Linked DNA regions of Mus musculus: region 2 is linked to region 1. The links are chromatin loops, found by intact Hi-C in ENCODE. Cell type or tissue: gastrocnemius. All regions are shown on one strand. Links, peaks and the distances in the headings refer to the core of each region. The heading gives the core; the rest is flanking DNA. Region 1 has its middle 4.9 kb from the start of Foxd3. Region 2 overlaps Itgb3bp (integrin beta 3 binding protein (beta3-endonexin)).

Region 1 (2,816 bases), core at 103-2,602:
GGCGGCCGGCGTGGGCTTGGGGGTCGCTCTGAAAGACACTTCCTCGCATATACCGACTCTGTTTTCCTGGTAAATGATAAATGCTGTGTCCTGAGTAAACATTCCGCCGAAAGCGGAGTCTTAAAATAAAACAGGCTGCTGGGGTGAGAGTTTTTAACTTGATAAACAACCCGATAATGAGCCCTGCTGAAGAAGCTACTGTAACGTTCGGCGAGGAGAGCTTTACTTCGGGCGGGTCCCTTCTAATCTCCTTTTACAAGGAAAACTAAACGGATCTAAATTGGTTTGTGCGTTGCAGCTATAAAAGTCACAAGTTGTTTCACAGTTGTGTCTGGCTAATCGGTTTTTACACAAACAGCAAATGGTACACGATTTGTGCAAACACACAGAGGTTACTTCTAAATTTAGCTGGCACCCCTGGGAAAAGAGAAAGGCAGGGCTTCTTGAATTCACTTTTAGCCTCAAGAAGCTGCTGATCCAAGGCTTCTAAATGACATTGGATAACAGGGGCCTCATTCCATCCCTGATCCTTTGTTACTTATAAAATTACTCGCTCATATTTCCGCGCATAGCAGCAATACCGGCCGAGCCTGAGCACGCAGCCTGACACTCGGACACAAGCTGCCGCTTGAGATCTGCAGTGCCTTTTCCAGCGACGCATTAGGCAGCGCGGTGTAGAAACCACGGCAACTTTCCTTCCAGCCACTTTCGCTCTATCAACAACAGCCTCTTCCCCGTGTAGTTAGAGGATGGGACATCTCATGCCCAAACACCAGCGGCCAGTGTTTATTGAAAGTCCTGATGTAATACCGGGAAAGTAGAGCCCAGCCATACCCTTGGAAAAGAATTGAGCTTACGCTGTTTAAATGGTGAAGATTTAGAGAAGACGATGAAATTTTTTTTTTAAATGTAGATAAATGTACTCAAGCACTTAGTAGGTTGGAGCAAGCTTTAAACACAGGTTTGATGTTTTTAGACACGCGATAAAAGGTGATGAAATCCCTCTAAAACTGGGATTTTAAAACAGTGCGATTGCCACCTGCTTTTTATTACAGCTTTAAAAAAAGAGAAATTAAAAGAAAAAAAGGGAATAAATAAAGGACACAGGTTGGGTATAAAGGAAAGATGCTAGCCTTTTAGTTACACTCCGATTTAAGCATTCATTCTTCGCTTCCTCAGGCAAGGATTTCCAGACATTCAATTCACTCTCGAAGCCTGGGACTCCTAGTGTGACCTCGGGGTGGAGTTCCCAAGTAGGCCTCTCACCCAGTCCCTTGCGGGAATGTAGGGAGGATTCTGAAGGTTCAGGGGAAAAAAAAAAAAAAAAAAAAAGTGAAATGCTCATACTAGCTGAGCGGAATGTAGCTGCGATGGCGGATGTGGCCTGTAGGGGGCGACGAACAGATGGAAAACTCCCGAGCTGTTTTTGAAGCTCCAATGCCAGACCTAAACCCCTCGCCCCCAACCCCTCCCCAGACCTTTTCCTAGCCAGGCTCTGAACCAACCCCCCCTGACACCATCCTTCATTCTCAGGTCCTGGAACTACTAGGTCGAATCTCTGAGAAGCTGCTATCCTTGGCCGGTGTCCTGAAAGGGATAGGGTCTGGAGGCGAATTTGTCCTAGAAATTATGAAACAGTGAAATTTAGTGATGAGAAAACACTGTCTCGGAAGCAACTAAGAATTATATTTGAAGTTATTTATTTTACACGACTTTATGGGAAGAACCTTAGTAGCGAAGAGAGCACGGAAAGCGGGGGGGGGGGGGGGGGGAGGGGGGAGGCGGAGGGGGTGCGTTTTAAAGCAAGTGCCGTGAGAACTGACCCGAAGAGAATGAACTGAAAGAAAGCCAGCTACAGAGACATGAGTCTATGCAACTCCACCTGTGTCCCGGGAGGTGCAGGCTACAGCAGGATCCAAATAGTTGGGGTGGGATGGGGGTGGGGGAGGCAGCAAGGTGAGAGAGGCCTCTCAGAAGGCATTCCAACCAGGTATATCCTTTAACTTTGGCCAAGCAGCCTGTGTTTTGATTTTGGTTTTTTTAAATCTCCCAAATTGTTTGATTCTACCTGCAGAATTAGGTTTGTGTTAGTTGAGGGCGGGGGGGGGGGTGTATAAACTGTGAAGTGCCCCACGGTCACACCGATCTCTCTCCTTTTCCCGCCCCCATGGTCTCTAGACAGAGGAACAACGCTGCTCTAAACACCCAGGTGTTCGCCTTGGTTTTGAGCGTCTTGATTTCATATGTGCAAGAGTTTTCCAGGATGGGTCACAGAACCAGTCCCAGCACCCTGTGGCAGCTCAGAGTGGCTTGTCCAAGATTCCAGTCTCAAATCGTCCTGGACGCCTGTGCTCTGGGAGGAGAGTACCCACCCTCAGATCCACACCGCTGAGGGGCTATAGTCTCCTTTCCTACTAAAGAGGTTGCTTCCATTAACTAACCTGGGCAAGTTGGGAAATGGAAGACCTGCGCTGACAGAAACCCATTAGCTCCAGGCCTAGCTTCGGAGGCGAGTTGAAGATAATCACATCGCAAAAACGCCTAAAAAGACCACCCTCCTTCGTCGCCCTCTAACTGTTGGCTGGGTGGCACCTACAGCCACTTATTCTCCACCGCCGCCCCCTTCTCATGTCCTTTTATGAATGGACGAGCCATTCTTTGCTCTCTGGGGTAAAACTAACCAAAAAGGACTCTGTACCAAATAGTATTTGAAAAGAAACATAGGACAGACGATCACAACCATCCCGGTTTTATTTATTCACATGATGTTTTACATCGGAATTTCCCTAAATTACTCTAAGGATTACATTTTCCCT
Region 2 (2,816 bases), core at 317-2,816, 110 kb after region 1:
CCAGCTGTTCCGACATGCAAATGCTCAGTGCACCAAGAAGTCAAACGTACAGTAACCTCCTTAAGGTCATACCCACATAACTCATCACATTTGAAACCAACCCCCTTCTTAACCCTTTATTCTCTAATTCAGGGTACTTTATAAAATGTTTTGCCTTGCACCCTAGTTTTCAATGTTAGAACAATCTATATTACTATATTATTAACATTATATTTGAAGACATATCAGTAAGTATTCTTTATATTTTGCAGACAGATATAAAAAGAACCTTGCTTAAATAGTTCCTGAAAACCTAGAAGGCAGTTAGCTTGAATAGTTGAACTACTACTTAGTGCCAATGTCATGTATAGTAATAACTTAAAAAAATTAATATATCAATCTGAATTGTTTCTAATTGAAAAATGAGTTCTTTTTAACCTTGATTTTTGTTTCACATTTCCATACAAGACTTCTGTTTTCACAATGTCATAGAATCAAGTGACATGTTAGAGTATTTTTGCCAAACTGTAGTGCAAGTGCCAAGGCATTTCTTTCCTTGCAGCTCAGACCAGGTATAAACATTTTAGAAACCATGTTTTAGGGATGACTCCCCTCACCCCCATCCTGGCAGTACACATGTTGTAACACAAACACCAGAGAATCACACATCTAAGCTAATGCTTAAAAATATCTGGAAGGGACCATGTATTTGCCCTATAGTAAAGGTATTTTCTTTACATTCATTCTTGTTTGAATTTACTTCAAAACCAACTTATATTTAGATGTCAATATTGATAGTTCATTTCAGTGTTTCCTAAATGTATGAAATCTTAAGATGTTCACAATAATTTCCTCAGTAAGCATTGACAATAGTCCCTAGAATGGAACAATACACACCCAAGACACCAGTTCCTCAACACACTTCTAAATTTTCATTAACATAAAATAACCTGTAAATTAATAGGTAGCCGGAACTGTACATGGGAAAGCTGGCTGCTGGTTCACCTGGTTTATTGTGAATTCCAGTAAAGTATTTTACTCTAAAAAAAATAGAGACATAATTCTAGCCAGAAATGTTAAAAGTATATAGAAACATATGTGGTACAGAGTATATAAGTCAAGACTCCTGTACTGCAAGGCTTACATTAGAGAGTGAAGGAGAAATGTATTATTTACATTGAGATTAGCTACTGGTGTGTGCCGAAAGTTTAAATTAGCTGCAAGAAATTTTATCTAGACTTGCACCTGCCTAGTGCTCGAAGTTGGTATTTACTGGGCAGATTAATTACACACGTTCTTCTGTGCCTTTAAATATGATCAGGCAGATGCAGGCACTGTTCATAGTGAGCGCATTTCTTCTAAGTGCCTTTGGGATAGAGAGTTATTACATCATCACAAATTTCCAAATTAACATACATCTCATACATCACTTAAGGAGTGATTTAAATGTTATTTGCTATGTAATTTGGTCCTTGCTTTAGACGTTGATAAGCTCCCATTTGCTTATTTTTGAGTCTTCTGAGCAAGGTTTACCTTCACAAATTCATCTGGCTATTCTGACAGCATTCTTTACTTTGTGTAAAGAAATATGAGAAACCCATTTGAGAGAATTTTGATACTCCAGTGTGACCCACTGAAAACACAATTTAGATGCCTTTGTCTACATGCCTTAAGGGGCTTCCAGCAGGTGCTTCCTTCAACAGCTGCCAAGAAGCAGGGTGTGGTGACTATGACAGATTCCTATTCACTGTGTCCAACTGGGGACTCCTAGTGGTGACAGGGAATCTCATTTAGACTTAGGAGCACTGTGTCAGGGAAGATAGTGGCAACTGCGGACTGAAACCTTCCTGCAAGCATGTGGCTCTTTCCTTTGTTTTCAATCAGCTGTTAGAAATCATGCACAGTGGTGAGCTTGGGGGATGGCTATGTGTGGGAACCTGCATTTGATTGCTAGAACACATATGAAGCCAGACAGAGGCAGTAGCACGCACATAGGCTCCCAGTCCTCACTGGAAGCTCACAGGCCAGCTAAATTGGTGTATATATTTGAACAAGAGACCTTGTCTTAATATAGAAAACACACTGATACCTGAGGTTGTCCTCTGAGCTCCATACATATGCCATGGTAAATATATACCTGAACTCATAAGCATACATACAGGCATATACACAGATTTTTGCACACAAAGGCAGCACACGGTGGATGCCTTTATTTTTTTCCTATTTAGAATACTCAGCATATCGTCTTTTAAGAAAGGTTGCAAATGTGACAGTCTTTCACTGACTCTTTACTTCAGGCTGGTCTGCATTCTTACGGCTTGACTAGTATCCAGGTAGGTTGACAGTTGTCAGACTTGAAGGTAACACTATAAAGGAGAAAAAGCTCTCATTAAAATGTTATCATAAAGGAGATACTAGATAGGCTAATCGTTCAATTTACTCTTACAAAGTAGTATCGCAATCCCCACTTACAGTCACATAGGAAATGAACCTAGGGCATGTACAGGGTCATAACTAGGTAGTAGAGATGGCATTGAACATCTTTGGATTTTAAAAAGCTATTTTTTTCTTATACCAGACACTACACTACAAAAAAAAAAAGTTTTCATTAGTCAACTCTGGTTGTTGGGAGAATTACTGAAAAATATTTTGAGGTCATATCCAGGACCAAGCAGAAAACTTGGTAAGATTTCTGTTATGGTACAACAGGTAGTGGCAGTACCCCTCCTTCGTGGTAACCACACATTCTAAGGCATTCTTGAGACACTTGCTGTCTTACACTCTCTGCTGCTGAGCCATCTGACTGTCTGAGCCTGACAACTGTCCGTGTTGCCTGA

What was found. Hi-C counts contacts between places; a loop is a spot of excess contacts. Peaks named below come from ENCODE experiments on the same cell type or tissue, not always from the same donor. Only the 100,000 strongest peaks of a DNase experiment are listed, where the experiment ranks them.
Region 2: a loop joins it to region 1, with 3 times the contacts of the local background. A loop is called at or near these places in 7 of 42 quality-filtered maps.

Annotation. Positions count from the first base shown.
Region 1 is chr4:99,659,808-99,662,623 of GRCm38, forward strand. No RefSeq gene overlaps it. Among named protein-coding and RNA genes, the nearest start is that of Foxd3, 4.9 kb to the left of the region's middle. In gastrocnemius, for the core only: a CTCF peak has its summit at 1,383 (motif pointing right); DNase peaks (open chromatin) are centred at 623 and 1,388; H3K4me3 peaks cover 1,613 bases; H3K27ac peaks cover 813 bases.
Region 2 is chr4:99,765,232-99,768,047 of GRCm38, forward strand. It overlaps Itgb3bp (integrin beta 3 binding protein (beta3-endonexin)), which reads right to left. Exons shown (of 9, transcript NM_026348.4): 9 at 2,175-2,345. Among named protein-coding and RNA genes, the nearest start is that of Alg6, 51 kb to the left of the region's middle. In gastrocnemius, for the core only: a CTCF peak has its summit at 1,749; a DNase peak (open chromatin) is centred at 1,735.